Regions from separate parts of the Mus musculus genome. Here region 2 is linked to region 1. Evidence: chromatin loops called from intact Hi-C (ENCODE). Cell type or tissue: heart. All regions are shown on one strand.

Region 1 (8,000 bases):
GGACATTTTGATGACCTAACTGGGGGATTAAAGTGGGCACTGCCATTGTAGTATGATAAGTCTTGGATAAGTGGCTAGGTGCTGACTCTCAGTAAACACAGGGCAATTGCCTAGAAAGGTCCCTGGAGACGGACATTGGCCACTTGTGTGAGCTGCCAATTTGAGAGCCATCATTCTTAGGTTGGTCTGATCTCTGAGAAGATGAGTGGCCAACACACAGATGAGGTTTTAGCTGAACCCAAGTGACCACCTCACTGTCCACTGAGGGGGCTCCCTAGCTCCTGCCTGGTTTATCTGGCTACGTCTGCCATCTTTTCTGTTGATGCCACTGGGTGCCCTGTGCCTGATGTGCTGGATACTGAGACTGGGCCTGTTGGGCCAGGTCGTAGTCCCAAGGAGAGCTGATTTTCAGTCGTAGCTCAAACCTCCAGCCTCCCCAGCCCTGGACTCTTTCCTAGCTTGTAGTCAGTAGGCTCCCACAGGACCCTCACTGTACGCTATGTGAATAGAAGCTGTAGTGAAGCTCTGGAAGGAGCAGGTGCCACTTAGTTGTGGGAAAGGCTGGTTCCTGCTGAGGATATTGGCCAGTAGAGCATGTTTACTCCCTAGGGAAGGAAGTGGGCTACCTTGTTTCACTCAGCCCACTGGAGCCTCTCCCTGGGGAAGATCTGGCTGGCCATGCAGACACCACTTTCCCAGTGCCTCCCATTACCTTAGCTGCCCTTGCCTTACCATGGCACTTGCATGTTGCCAGTGGTCTAGCCTTGGATAGCTTTGGGAAGGGACAATTTGATCTGGGTGGCAGGCTTGGCTGGGGTTGGTAGAAGAAAAACTGACATCCAAAGGGAGCTGGAGGAATAGACAGGAAGATACTGGTGTTAAGGAAGCCTGGCTGGAGGAAGAGAGCCCAGCTGGTGATCCTGGTTAGCTGTTTTGGCAAGGCCGATAGCCTGTTTCTGTGGAATAGAGTGTTTGATAGATACCTTTGGTTGCAAACCTTAGTGGTGCCAGGGAAGGTTGATGGCTCCAGATGCTTGCTAGTGCTAGTACAGAATTGCGTGTGGATTTGGGCCCATCATCTTGGGGTTGGAAGCAGGGCTGCCATGGTGTTGTGACTTCCCACGGGTTGTCCCCTGTACAGGTGACATCCAGCTTTGGGCTGGGTCCTATGGGCGCCTGCCAACTTGCCTCGAGGTGTGCATGCTCCCTTCCCTTAGAAGTGTAGCTCTACATCTCAATTCTCTGGTGCTGAGTCTGCAGTGTGATGTCCCTCAGGGAGGCTTAACAGAGGAGGAACAGAGCCTGGCTGGCTGGGGAGGTAGGCAGAGTGGATTCAGGCCACTCTTGAGTAGAAGTGGTGAGCGCTACTCATTGTGCCTTTAGTACTTCCCTCTGCTTTTGGCCTGCTGACTCCTGTCCCCATTCCTGTCCTGTTCTCCCTTCCCTGGACCCCTTACTCATTGCTTCTGCTCAGAGCTTGATCAGCTCCAGGGTCAGGGAAAGCTGGTCTACCAGATGGCTGGGCAGGCACATTGGGCCAGCAGCATTAGGCTGCATCATTTAGAGAGTGTTTGATTAACTGGCCTGTCTGGAACAGGCTGGGCAGCTGGGCAACATCAGCCCCCTCTCTATACTGGGTGTGGAAACCACAGAGGATAGAAGATCCGGCCTCAGGGAGCCCTTGGGCTGCTGCTGCACAATGATGCATCTCATGCAACATTGACTTTGCTCCCCCGTCCCCAACTCCTCAGTGGTGTCTATTGGCAACCCCTTGACCACCTTGAGCCTCAGTTTCCCCTTCTGTAAGGGCAGAATTACTCTTTATTTGGAGGTGATAGCTTAGAGTCTGATACATATGACAACATCAACCCTGGTGGTGTTTTGATGTCTATGTCCTGTTGGGACTGCCAGAGTTCTTCCTGTGGTTTCTAGTAGTGTTTTCCCCTGAGTGGACCTCGTGGTCCAGCCAGTGCCACATGGAGGACGGGTTGCAGCCTATGTGCTCCACCTGAGCTCACTAGTGAATCAGCATGGGGGTGAAGGTACCTGCTGAGTGGAGCCCCCTGGCCAGGTAACCTTTCTGGGAGCAGTCTGGCTGTGTGGTCTAGAGCCATCCATCCAACAGGACATTTTCTTGGTTGAGAGGCAGAAATGGGAGCAGATGGGAGGTAGGCTCTGCTTTCACGCCTGGCATGAAGAGATTCAACGAGAGGCTGAGGGGTTGAGCTGGGGCCCTGTCCCTGTTCCTGTTCTGGTGAGTGTCGTGGTCCTCTCTGCACTTTGGTTCTGGTGGCTATCGGAGCCAGCGTCCAGCTGGGCTGACAGTGGTTTTGGATGGACTTGGCTTGGCTGGCACTGCCAGGGCCTGCATGTTATCTGCATGTATGTGACCAGGCCCCTGAGCCTATCAGTGTAAACAGTTTTCTCTTCACTATCTCAGGGTCATTGCCTCTAAGCCCACCTTGCTGGGCTTTGTGCAGACATGTGTAGCCTTGAGGTGTAAAGGACCAGCTATGGAGAGGTGTTAGCACCGGTGGACCCTGAGCTCTCAGTACTTTGCTTGGGAAATTAGCATGCTAGAAACCTGATTGCTATAGGTAGGACTTAACATATGAAACTCAGACAGACAAGTATCAAGATGGGCCGGGAGACCTGGTGGGTGTCACTGGGGCATGTAGTCCCTCTGGGCTGAAGTCTTCTACTTGCACAGAGCAGATATTGTTGGGGAGCACGGAAAGACCTGAGCTAAGAGTGGGACGGTAGCATGGGGTATGGGACAAATATGTCGTGGTAGCTGAGCAGGCCAGTTTTGAGCTGCTACCCATGTGGGTTCTCCATCTTCCTGACCACCTGACCCCATCATCCTAACTCGGTATCTTACCAACATGGGGAGTCTGGAGAGGGCAGTGATCCATGCCTCAGGGAAACGCAATCCTTTTGTGGCCCCTGAATATTTCATCAGCAGATTAAAAATTGAAGCTATGCAGTCCCTCTCTCCTCTGGGAGGGTGGGGGAGGGGCTTGCACTCTGTCTCAGGCGGGTTTGCGTATTTTTCTTGGTAATGGAGCCGTGTCAATTAGAAAATGACATTGCTGTTTAAAATGTCGTTCTGGGGCCCTCTTTAATTAAGGCCAAGATGGAATAACCAATCTGTTGCCGTGAATGAAATTTTAAACATCAGAATGAGAGGTGGTGACGTGGAATGGGTTTTGTCACAGAGTGGGTGCAAAGCCATGGGTGATGGATGGAGGCTGTGGCCTGGTGCAGGCTGCACTAGTTGTGTGTGTGTGTGTGTGTGTGTGTGTGTGTGTGTGTGTGTCTGCCTGTCTGCCTGTCTGTAAGGAAGAGTGTTGTTGAGACTGATACTAATAAGTCCAGTGGGGAGGGCAAACTGGCTCTGGCTCTTAGGAGCTTAAATTTGATAGGTGTGTGGAAAACCCTGGGGGACGGTGTGTAGGGGGTGGCAGAGAAGGCCAGGGAGGGATTAGTCTCTAGGTAGCTTTTTAGAATCTGAAGGATAAGATTGGGAAAGGGCTGCATTGGGGCCCTGGGTGCCTGTAAGGCACTGTGATGGGAGGGTCATAGGTTTTAATTTAACTCTCGTGAGCAGGGGCTCCACTCCAGGCCCCCAGATGGCGGCACAGGACCTGGCTGGATTGCCTTGTCTTCCTTGCCTAGCCCCTGTCCAGCAGCAGGCAGAGTGGCCACTTGCCAAGGCAGCAGGCCGTGTGAGGGGAAGTGTCTGGGCCTCCCGGCCTCCTGCTGCTCTGTGCTCAGAGCTGGCCAATGCTTGTTTTGCTTTGGCGGGGCCAAGCTCACCCTGGCTGCATCCTGCAGCTCCCAGGACGTGGGCTTGACTCTGGAGTCAGCTTCCCTGGTGATACAGTAAGCAGCTGCCAGGACTGACAGAGAGGGAGAGTGTGAGGGCTAGGCCCCACAGCATACAATGTGGCTTTGGCTTTGTGGCTGCCGGCTGGCCCTGTTTGTACCCATACTCCTGTGTGGTCAGCTGGGAACTCGGAAGCCTGCCTCCCTTCGGGGACATGAAGGACTCTCATCCCTTCTCTGGGTTGGATCAGCCAGCTTTGCAGACCTTGGCTCTTCCTTCCACCTTGCTTGGCAGGAGGAGGTCCGTCCCTCAGTCGTACTTTCCCCTTGGGGACACTCAGCCCTTCTCCTGAGGCCTGCTCTGAATGGCGGGCCAATGGCTCCTGGAGTACAGGTGGAGGACAAGCAGCTTAGATCTTCTATGTGTCTGGAGAGTTGGGGCACAGGGTTCTCATGTGACTGGGAGAGGTGGCTGGGGTTTCTGGCCTGAAGAAAAAGACAGTATTTAAGTTTTATGAGAACAGACACAGCATTGAACAGCGTGGCTGGGGAGGATATGTGTTGATCTTCTTAAATAGATGTGAAGGGCTGCTGGGTCCTGCTCAGCAATCTTCCCAAAGTAGAATTTGAATTTCTGATGGTTTTTGATTGTGTGAGTCCTCTGGGCAAGTGAGGTGGAGAGAGGAGACTCTGGTGGCTTGGGCTGTGTGTGCATGTGTGTGCTGCATCACTGTGTATGGCAAACTGCCTCGTGTGGCCCAGTCACAAGTGCTCCTCACTCCAACCCTTAGTTGCTTCTAAGAGGTGCTTGGTACCCCTGTGTCCATGTGGGCCACTCAGAACATTCTCAATGTGGTAGTCTGTGCATAGCTCCCTTTCTTGAGGTAGGGAAGATGATACTAAGACTCGTTTGTACCGTTTACTCTCCTCCAGGATAGGAGGACTAAAATGTTTCAGCATAGGGCTACCAGGCATCTGGCATGGGGGTGGAGTTGGGGGCCCAGTGGTGCCTTTGAGATGTGGTTCATTGTTGGGTCTGAGGCTACACCTATGTGGGATCCAGGAGACTCAAGACAGCTCAGAACACCTATATAAGTCTCCCTGGGAACAATTATGGAAAATGACCTGGAGATGCTGTGAATTGGGGCTGGGGCATGTGAGGGGTGCTGCTGTGGAGAGCTATGGACCAGGATGCCTGTTCACTGGGCTCAACACTGATTGTGGAAGGCTACATTGATGATATTTGCTGTAGAAGAGCTATGCAGGCTGCAATCTCTTTTGGCAGATATCCTGGGGCCTTCCACTTCAGGGATGGCAGCTCTCTTTCTCCATCATGTTTGTAGTTCTTGTTGATGCCACGTCACAGGCCATTATGCTATTGAGCAGTTCAGCGGTGTTGAGTGACCATGCCCCCAAGGGCCGTGGCATAGCTTGTCTGGCTAAGTAGCTCTTTCTGCTTTCTCTGTCTTCAGCATTATTTAAGGTGCTTTGGGTTTCTTGCACCCAGGCCATTGTCCAGTCTATATGGACAGTAGTATTGGGACAGGGCCTGGCACTAGGCCATTCTCTCTTTTGGGTGCCCCTGCTGTGCTGAGCTCAGCGGGGAGCTCACCTTCTCTGTTGCTGCTCATAGGCCCAAGTCTGGGACAGACTTTCCCTCACAATCGTCAGACCACAGCTATCATCAGGGGGGTGTGCATAGCTTTTTCCTGGATAGAGAACCCCTTGGCTTCCATCCCAAGGTGGATGTGGGGGACAGAGGAGCTAAGAGGCTACCAGCAACTTCTGTTGGCATTAAGGGTCCTGCCTTGGAATTCTGCAATTCAAAGAGCTCTGCTCTAGTTCCCAGGGCTGAGATAATAGACAGACTTTGAGATTTGTAGCAGAGGTTAGCCCCTGTAACCCTGCAGGCAGGAGCCCAACATCCCTGTGCATCTCGTGGGCACCATCTGGGTACAGAGAGCAGGGTATGCTGGAAGGCAGGAGGACAGGGCCTGTGTTGTGAGAGATTTCCCTCTGTCTCTATTTTTCTCCCACAGGTCCCTAGCCACCTAGGGAGATGCAAGCCCAAGTGTATAGAGTCTGTTATGGACCCTGCATCTGCCAGTATTGCCCTGTGGGCCATGGCTATGTTGGAGCATCCTTTTTGTGTGAGAACTCACCCACTGGCTGGCCTCCCATAGTAGAACTGAGTTCTAGCTGTCTCCCTGTCAGTCACTCATAGCAGGTCAGGGAGGTATGGGGCAGATCCCTGGCCATTCCCAGCCCCATGTTCCTGGCCTGCTGTGCCCTCTTGAGAGCTGGGAGGTGAATGACTTACAGCCATATGCTGCTCACTCGGAGACTGCCTAGCCTGGCCTTGCTGCTGCTCTTTTGTTCAGTTTTTTTTTCTCCTTTGTGCTCCACTTTGTAAAACTGAGGTGGGAAGGGAAAGGCTTGCCTATGTCCAGAATACAGGGGCAGCCGGGACCAAATGGATGACACTGTGGTTGCCCAAAGATTTCTGAGGCCTAGAACTGTGGAACTGTGGGACCCTGCTAAGGGAGGGGAAGTCCTCTCCCAAAGTATTCCCCTAGTCTAGCAGGGCTGGAGAGTCAGGTAGCCTGCCCTCCTCATTGTGCAACCCGCAGCTGGCCTGGGGAGCTCCTCCCAGCCTAGGCTCACCCTGCCCTGGAGTCTGCGTTCTTTGGAAACCATCCTGGCACCACCTTCCAGTGGAGCAGAGGCTTAGAGGAGGCTGGGGGCTGCTCCCAGGCAGGGGTGGGGTAGCTCTTGCTCTTAGATGGTGGCAGGGCCCCAACCCTTTCTGTAGCATCCAAGGCTGTGCTGTAGGGCTGTCCTTATGGGTCAGTCCAGCCTCCTTGCCCTGGTGACCTGGAAAAGCAGGAAGCCTGAGCCCTGCTTCCTCTGGCTCCACCTCCTTGGTATCCTAGCCCCGACACTTGTGTGGGAGGAGACTCTCAGGTGGTAGAGGGACTCAGGGGTCTTGGCAAATGTCTTCACTGCCATATTGAGCCATCTCTCAATAGTGAGATAATAAGGGGGGAGTTACCACCCAGTTGGATTTTGGCTTTGGTGGGAGTCATTCAGCTTGCTAGCCAGGTTCTGCAGTGAGGCTACATTTGTGTGGACCTGTGGGACAATGTATTTAGAGCCATCATCGATCATTGCATCCTGACACTGGAGGATGGGAGAACCCATGACTTGCCAGAGCTGTGCCTTCCCCAGTGATGGTCTTGCTTAGTGAGCTCTGATGGTGTGCTTGCTGTGTCATACAGGGGAGGGTGGGAATCTGGCCTCATTGATGGCCCTTATGGGCCTTGATGTTGGGAAAGGGTAGTTTTCCCAGGTAGGGGCAGCCCTGCCCAGGCTCAGCCTGCTTGGGGTCCTACTTAGCCACCACCCTTGATGGCTCTGATAGGCTATCTCCTCTGGGCCTTCTCACCCTACCCATCTGCCCTGAGCCTGGCACCCCCAGGAAGCTTGAGGCCCCGAGTGGGCAGAGAAGTATGAAGGCACAGCCAAAGTAGAAACAAAGCAAAGCTGAGGCAGCCACGCCCGAGCACACCCCCAACCCCCAGCCCACACCAGCCCCTGCAGCTCCTTATCTGCCGTCTGCAGGCCTGTGGCAATCGCCTGCTCTGTGTGGTTGAGAAATGCGATGAGCAGATAGCCTCTGGGTGTCAGGGCGGTTGGACAGGTTTGGTACCTGCCTGTGGTGAGAGCCATTCCAGAGCCAGGGAGAAACCTGGCCAGAGTTCACTGCGCAATGTGCAGGCGGCTGCAGCCTCAGGCAACCACAGCCTCTGTCTGTTGCCCAGGCCCTGGATCCTGGGAAAGGGAGCTTTGGGGTCCAGGGCTGGGACTATCAGGCTGGGTCATCAGGCCCTTCCTGGACCTCAGTTTTCTCATCTGTTCCACATGGACATCAGAAGTGTCCATTACGTTAATGACACTTTGAACTTTGTGTTCACAAGGATTCTCCTTAATGTGGTGTCCCCAAAGAAGTGACCTGTGGGGCTGTGTCAGGGTGGACTCCTAGGCTGTAGACTGCCAGTGCTGTTCCTGACCAGGAATGTCAGCTCCGAGCTGGGGAATGTGTATTCTTCCTAACCAGAAGTCAGATTCTGTTAGCCAGAATCTTCTAGAACAATAGTGTATAGCAGAAGTGG
Region 2 (8,000 bases), 59 kb after region 1:
TTTTAGAAACATGCTCAAAGGAGCAGGCTGCCTGGAGTGCAGCCACATGCAGAGGCCACCTGGCCCCAGCCAGTTACGCTCCTGCAATGCCTGTCTTATATGCCTACCAGGTGAGGGACTGTGACTGCCTGTTTTATGTCTGGATGCCCAGCCTTCGTATATAGGCTAAGGGCCTGTGCCAGACCTCAGTGTTCTGGGGCCCTGGATGCCAGTCTCTGCCAGCTGAAGTTGGGGGCGCTGGGGCTGGTGCATAAGGCAGTGAGTGGGAATGAGCAGGCCCATAAGAAGAAGTGGGGTAGGGGCGAAGCAGGCGAGTCCCTGAGCTCCTGAAATTGGAGGTGAGCAGAGCCACCCACCAGTGCTCCGGGATAGCAAGGACAGTACACAGGCTGAGTTCTTCCCAGGGAAAGGCCAGCTGGAGCACACAGGCAGGTAAATGCTAACCTCAGCTCAGTACCAGGCTCTGTGCGGCAAGCCCTTGACAAGCTAACTTACAGGGCCACTCCGCAGGGGAAGGTATTGGAGCTTAGCCTATGGGGTCTGATTTTGGGAAATGTGAAGTGACAGTTCTGGGGGCTTGATGCTTTTATCTTCTGGGGACGCGAAGTGCTAGTTGGAGAGGCCCTCGCTTATCCTTGCTGTCAAAGCGAGTGGACTGTGAAGTCTGATTCTTGGTGGCAGGGCTCCTCCTTGCCGCTGAGGTCAGAGAGACTCTGGTTCAGGTGGCTGACGGCAGAGTGGAGCCTAGGATTCTTCCAGACTCCGTACATGTTGAATGGGCTAAGGACACTTGAAGGTCCTTTGGAGGGGTCCCTATCTTGCTGAGGAAGCTATGTGATATCTGCTGATGAAAAATGACTCCCACCAAGAGGCTTTGTCCCAGGGAAAAGTCTAACCTGGAGCTAAAAGAAACAGCTCTGAGTGCAGGGCGACCTTGACTAGCCACGAAGTGGGAGGTCTCGTCTCAGCTCTCCTTGGCTTATCAATCTTGGGGTTCCTCCTCTGGTCTCAGATTCCCAGAATGCACTGGGGGAGTGGAGGACCCCATCTTCCACAGGACTGTGAGGTCACATTGATGCTCACTTCCTGTGGACTTGGCCAGGCCCAGAGCTTTCAGTCATTCTCGGTCCGTCCTGGGCTTCACGCGTCCAGTGGATCCTCCTCGGTGGGGCTCTGGTGAGGATGTGTCTAATGTGGACTTTGGCACCTGCCTTTTCCTGCAGGGTGCTAACAGAGCTGGTGTCTAAGATGCGTGACATGCAGATGGACAAGACGGAGCTGGGCTGCCTGCGAGCCATTGTCCTGTTCAACCCTGGTACGGTCCTCCTGCCTCCCACCTGGCCAAGAGCATGCGAGTCTTCCCAGCTGCTCTGCGCCATGCTTTGACCTTCAGGGCCCAGTGTCCACATTACAACAGACACCAATCTCCTGCCTCCACTTGTCTGGAGATGTAATGGAGAGGCTCAAGTGGCACTCTATGCGGCCAGAGTAGGCACTTGACATTAGTGCTCTCCAGCTGAGCCTCGTGGGCTCTGCTGTCCACAGTGGTCTAGTGTTAGAGTGAGCTCCCAGGATGGGGTTGGTGGTCAGTTGGTCAGTCCATCTTGTTAGGTGTCCTGAGGGTAGCTAACTTGTCTCAGGCCTTGGCTTCAAGGATATTTGGGGACAGGGCAGAGCAGCCTCTTGAGGACAGCAAATCTTTTTGGTAGCTCTGGAGCTGCAGTGTTCAGGGCCTCCAAGCTGTTGCTGTCACAGAGGCCGAGACTGTCTTCTGTGTGGGAGGCTGTGGTGTGAAGAGTGGCCCAGGCCTGTGCTCACAGCACTGGGTTGGTGGCAGATGCCACTGGTGGCCAGTCCACATGGTGATGGGAGCACACAACTGAGAGCGTGGAATTCTTCCTGGGGAGAAATTCAGGGATTCAAGAGATGGCTGTGGGCTTGTGGGTGGCTCTGACTAGGCTCCAGGAAGCCGCGGAGGCTGGAGCACTCGCTGCCGCAGGGTATGCATGGGCTTCTGTATTTGAAAGTCCATCCTTGTCTGCCAGGGGAGGGGTTGAATATGGGTTGGAAGCTTGGCTGACGGGGCTCACCAGCCCTGCACATGGTGAGTAGAAAATATGGGGGGACAGGGATATAGGCTTCTACCCCAGATAGCTCATTCCTGAGCCAACCTGATAGTTTCTCAGGTTAGGTCTGAGTGGTCTGGCTGGAGGCATGGTGAACCAGGGAGGCCTCAGCTGGGGCTCCGAGGGATAGGGAGGGACTGTCAGGGACTAGATCAGTTGAAGGTGTCTTGTGTATTCTAAAGAGCTCCCAGACCCCAAAGTGCCCTCAGCATTCTTACTGGTACACTGTGCCCTGATGGTGTTAATGACTATGGCTGTGGTTTTTCTCTAGCCTGTATTGTGGCCAGTGTTTAGGCGCTGAGGAGGGGTCTCCTGGCTCATGGTATGGGGAGATCCTCAGGGAAGGGCTTACAGCTTTCTTCCTGTCATTGGGACCAGGCCCAAGGGCAGTGAGAGGATTGGTTATCTCTCATGACCACCTGGAGAAAGATGGGGAAACTAAGTCCCTGAATGACAAGGTACTGGTTTAAGGTCACTTGACTTTCAAGTGGCCGAATGGAGACATAATATGACTCTAGAACACCCATCCTCCTGGTCTGGGAGCTATGGGTCTGCAGGGCAGCCATATCTAGTTGTGTAGCATGCACACTCTCTGCTATGCTTGCATGTGGATAGGAGATAGTCTGGGGGCTCTGACCTGAGGCTATTTTTCTCTACAGACTCTAAGGGGCTCTCAAACCCTGCTGAGGTGGAGGCGTTGAGGGAGAAGGTGTATGCGTCACTAGAAGCGTACTGCAAACACAAGTACCCTGAGCAGCCGGGCAGGTGAGCCCCGCCTCCATCTTGGACAGCCCCCTGCCTCTACCCTTGGGCTCAGCCACACATCTCCAAAGCCCTCTGTATGCCACAAAACAATGGTGTCCTCCTTAAACCAGCCTGGGGTGCTTTTCAGGCTTTGAGCAGGAGCTAGGCAGCCCTTGGACTCATGAGCTCTGAGGACTACCCACTTCCCCCTATACCCAGTTGAGATAATTGATCCATTTCTTAGTGCACAGTAGGTCCTTGCTATTTACGAGTATGAAGCCTTATGTTCTTCACCTGTTACGTGACCTGGAAATGCCAGCACAGCGTAGGTGCTGTACAGTTGTGCATAATACGTGGCTGAGACTGGAGAACACATTCTTTCTGCTGGCCTAAGGAAGACTGGCATCTAGTCATGTTCAGTGCTGGGTGCACAGTCTAGTGTTAGGCACACAGTAGGTGTCCAGGAGAAATGGTGTTTTCCAAGGATTCAGTTCTGCTTCTTCTTGCAGTCTCCCAGTGTGCAGGCTAGGTGTGAGTGGAATAGTGGAAGACCGGGGAGATGGGCACACTAACCAATCTCGTTGCCTGGCACACACATGGTTAACTGTCCACACTGCTGTTTAGCCCTCATCTGGTTTGGTTTAAAGTGAAACTTCCCGGAGGAGGACAGGAGGGTGGCAGCGGCTTGTTTTTCCTGGCTTCCTGCCTTAGCCCATCTCGCCAGCTCAGCAGAAAACAGCCTGTTCTCTGGCACCTCTCCAGCCTCCAAGCTACGCTTGTGCCTTTAAACTGAGGACTGCGGGGCAGCCAGCCACAAGGCTTCCTCCCTGGAAATGAAAGACATTGTTAATAATTAATGAGGCCCAGAGCCCCCTCCAGTATATAGGGAGGCCCTGAGCAGACACAGAGGTCACACGTGGGACCCCAGGTCCTGTCCCCACACCACACTGTCCTCTCTTGTCTGTCCACCTTCCATGAGTTCTCAGATTCCTTTCCCATGCCTATCGGTCTTTTGCCCAGGAAACATTCCAGGGGTAAAGGAACCCAAAGGCCTCTGCGGTCCTCTCCAGGGAGGTGCTCCTGCTGAAGCAGGGGATCTCCCAGCTCACTGCTGGCTCCACTGTCAGTCACCCCGAGTACCATGCGTGTGACTGACTACCAGTCAGGCTGCCCACAGAGCTTCCTGGTGCCTCTTCCTAGGACATGCCCCACTGCCTCTAGCGAGACAGCCGCTCTTGCAGAGGCCTCTCCGATGCACAAAACATGTTCATGCTCTTACCTGCCGAAATTTCTATCAAGGCTCCCCGTTGCCCGTGGAGCAAGCCCACACTCGTAACTGCTCTCCCAACCCCTGCCAGGCCTGTCCTGGCCGACAGTAGTCAAGCATTGGCTCTTCCTTTCATTTTAGGATCTTGATGCAACTCAGCCTGCTGCACCCCTGCCGCACCCCCACTCCACCCCTGCCACTCCTCTGCCCCTTGTGCTCTTTTGTCTCCAAGGAGCCTCCTTTCTCTAGTCCCCACTTCTTCCTGGAGCATCAGTTTAGGCAGTTTCCTCTGCAGACCAGGTTCTGGTCCCAGGCACTGGGCTTGGCTGGTCTCCGGGGAAGTTACAAGTCACCAGGTAGAGCAGGGAGCACTCCGAGGGGAGCATTCCCTGCCTCCTGGCCTGTCCTTACTCTCTCCTGTCCTGCAGGTTTGCCAAGCTGCTGCTCCGCCTGCCTGCACTGCGTTCCATCGGGCTCAAGTGCCTGGAGCACCTGTTCTTCTTCAAGCTCATCGGGGACACGCCCATCGACACCTTCCTCATGGAGATGCTGGAGGCACCACATCAAGCCACCTAGGCCCCCGCCGCCGTGTGCCGGTCCCGTGCCCTGCCTGGACACAGCTGCTCAGCTCCAGCCCTGCCCCTGCCCTTTCTGATGGCCCGTGTGGATCTTTGGGGTGCAGTGTCCTTATGGGCCCAAAAGATGCATCACCATCCTCGCCATCTTTACTCATGCTTGCCTTTGGCCCAGGGCCATAGCAGAGCTGGTGTGACACCTGGCCAGCTCCTGCCCTACATCAGGCTCTAAGGCTATGCTGCTGTCACCCCGAGGGTCGTGGGGTTCGTCATGGGGCCTTCAGCACCTGGAGCTGCAAGAGCTGGGAAAAGGGCTTGTTCTGGTTGCTGGTTGCTGTCGCTGGTTCTCGACATCCCACATGGCACCTCTGTTTGGAGTGCCCCATCTTGGCCTGTTCAGAGTCCTGGTACCCAGTTAGGGTGGGAATCCACCTGGGATCAAGAAGGAGCAGGTGGGGCAGGCCGTATCCTCCTGGGTCATAGCTAACCTATAAAGCCTCTTTCCAAAGATGCCCTGAGATATCACTCCAAGCAGGATTCTGGGACCACCTTGAGGCTGCGTGGGCTGGAGGTCCTCTGTCATGTCCCCCAGTTGACCAGTTCCTTTTTATGTCATCGTCCCTCTTCATGTCTCACCAATCCAGGGTTAGCCAACTATAGTAGCCTGGCTTTTCCCTATCACAGATCTTCCTTTCTGGTCTTCAAGATGGCACCACCAATCATCCTGGAGGGCTGCCCTGGCTCACGTAGAGTGGGGTTTCCACTTCAGTGGTCCTGTGGGACACTGGGCATCCTGAGGCTCAGGGAGGAGAGGAGGGCTGTTGTCTGGTTTTGGGGAAGGTGGCCTGAGGGACTTGGAGCTGAACCATGAAGGCATGGCAGGTGGCTGTCCTGGTGTGACTGAGTCAACAGGCTCTGTGTGGGACTCTAGCATGGGCCCTTTCTCGGACTGGCCACTTCTGTTAGAATCCTGACAGACAGGGACTTTCTGGGACTTCTTTTGGAATGGTGGTGTCTGTGGACAGTGTTTGCTCAGAATCTGACCCAATGGTTCTGTCATGCCTGCTCAGGTGGCTGGCTGCAGACTCAGGCTTCAGCCCTGTCCCATGTGGCTCTTGAGTGTGCCTCTCCAGTTGACCAGCCTTGTTTGCACTGTGGAGCCTCCTTGGGTGTCAGTCTTCATGATCTAGTCTCAGACTCCAGGGCCCAGGCTTGTCAGGAGCAGGTGCCTTAGTGGGTGTGGCCATACTGCCTCCCCTGTAGCTGGTCTCCCATGAGGTAGGAGGGAGAAGGTCCTCACAAAACAGACCACCTAGGGGATTGGACCTAGAGGTGGTGGGTGGGAGGGTCCAGTTTCCTGGGCTCTGCGGGGAAGGACACATTGCTTTTCCATCTTTTCAAAATCCTAAACCATAACCGGCAGAGGCACCCATAAAAGATTCCAGAAACATCTTCCCTGTATCCCTTCTCTCCATGTAGTGGCATGGGAGCTGACCGTGGAGACAGCACGGTTCCCAGGACCCGCTGGCTGCCCCTTTCCTAGGCTTTGCTAGAAAATCCGTACAGCCTTTGGGGCTAGTAGCATCAGGCGGAGGAGCGGATTCCCTAGTCCATACCCAGCACCGTGCCTTCTGCAGACCCCCCTCTTCCATTGTTCATGCCAGCCCCATTCCACACTGTACCCTGTCCCTCTGAGCCACAGAGAATGCACAGTGGCTCCAGCAGAGGAAGTCCTGGGGCTGAGCCATGTCTGGGCTTGGCTGGCTGTCAGGCACTGGGGCCTTGGCCGAAAGCCCCACTGGCCCACATAGCCTTACCTGCCACTGCTTGTCACTATAGATTCCCTGGTGAGCTTCCTGCTCCTTTGGCCTCATTGTCACTGTCATGGGGGCAGTGTTGCTTGTTTGCAATGGTGGTGTGGGCGTGGTGTCACTAAGGAGAAAATTGGAGCTTCATTTAACCAGACCTTCAGTCGTGTTACCAATTTGGCTCAATTAAGGTGATTGTAATTATTATTGTTATTATTTTGGTGGAACAATCTTTAATTTTCTAAAGATAGCTCTAACATCAGCTCATTAGCCACCCTGCGCCCATCCCCACCTCAACCTGATTGGATTGTTGCCACCAATGGTCATGTGACTTCCACATTGCAGCTTCTGGGCCATATTCCTCATGTGTGTCACCACCCTGCTTGGAGATTCATCTGGGGCTCCTGTGGCCGAGAAACGAAGATGACCACAGGGCCTGTGGCAGCTGCTGGCCTGTGTCACCCTGAAACAGTCACTGGGGGAATTTGGCCCCCACGCCCTCAATTTTCCAAATTACAGCATCCCCAGGATCCTGGGCAACTTGGTGACAGTGCCAAGAGACACCCAGCCCCCCTCCCCTGGCATCCCAGGATACCTGGCGAAAGCAGGCAACCAATGGCTAGTCATCTGCTGTCCCCGTTGTAGAACTGGGGCTTGTGACCGGGTCTCCATGCACACGTGTATGGTGTGAACACATGTGCTATACAGAGACTGCCCACTGACGACGGGAGATGCGGCACAGTTACTGGTGTTTTGTGTTCTTTTTAATCAAGACTTTCCCATTTTCCTGTACATTTGCTTCTCGTGAGCAAGGACCTGAGGTCCCCTTCTGTGGGGAAGTCGGGCTCTGGGGACTCTCTGGAGGCAGGGGATGCATCTATTTTCAGATGCTTCAGGGCTGGAGTGCCCTGAACTCTAGCCATGCCTTAGCTGGGATGTGCGGCCACCATGGGGAGGAGGCCGCGTCCGCAGGGAGTAAAGATAGAGGAATGTTTAACGCACCGGGAAGGGTAAATGAATCTATTTTTGTACAAATGTAATTTTATCCCTCATGTAAACTGGATGGCATGGTGGGGGACCTATTTTGTTTCTGCTTTGAGTGTCAAAAACTGTTGGGACACCCTGACGCTGAGACAGCAGAGGAGGCGCTTACCAGGCGGCTGAAGGCGTGAGAACAGCACAGACAGACACTTCCTTCGGTGGGAGGGGGGCCGCACGGGCAGGGTTTCCTTCCCCTTCTTGGTGATTTGAACAGCCCTGCTCTGTCCTCGGTGCCTGCCTGCCTGCCTGCCTGCCGGCCTCTGACTGTGAACTGACTCCCCACGGAACTACTCACTGGGACATTGTGGTGCAGACGCCGGGGGGTTGATGAACAGCAGTCTCAGGATTATAGAAAAGAAACAACAACATGAGAGGAGAGACAAATATGAGCGTTTCAAAATATATCTCCATTCGGTTCTCATCTGTCCTGTGTTGGGGA

Evidence for each region. Peaks named below come from ENCODE experiments on the same cell type or tissue, not always from the same donor. Only the 100,000 strongest peaks of a DNase experiment are listed, where the experiment ranks them.
Region 2: a loop joins it to region 1, with 3.0 times the contacts of the local background. A loop is called at or near these places in 8 of 42 quality-filtered maps.

What each region holds. Positions count from the first base shown.
Region 1 is chr2:27,695,992-27,703,991 of GRCm38, forward strand. All of the region lies in intron 1 of Rxra (retinoid X receptor alpha), which reads left to right. Among named protein-coding and RNA genes, the nearest start is that of Rxra, 23 kb to the left of the region's middle. In heart, a CTCF peak has its summit at 3,636 (motif pointing right); DNase peaks (open chromatin) are centred at 2,427, 3,740 and 6,560; H3K4me3 peaks cover 616 bases; H3K27ac peaks cover 3,182 bases.
Region 2 is chr2:27,754,976-27,762,975 of GRCm38, forward strand. It overlaps Rxra (retinoid X receptor alpha), which reads left to right. Exons shown (of 10, transcript NM_011305.3): 8 at 1,224-1,315; 9 at 2,786-2,891; 10 at 4,566-8,000. The coding sequence ends at 4,713. Among named protein-coding and RNA genes, the nearest start is that of Gm39777, 79 kb to the right of the region's middle. In heart, no CTCF peak of the experiment used is centred here; DNase peaks (open chromatin) are centred at 3,606, 4,276, 4,656, 7,726 and 2 weaker places; H3K27ac peaks cover 1,832 bases; H3K27me3 peaks cover 4,301 bases.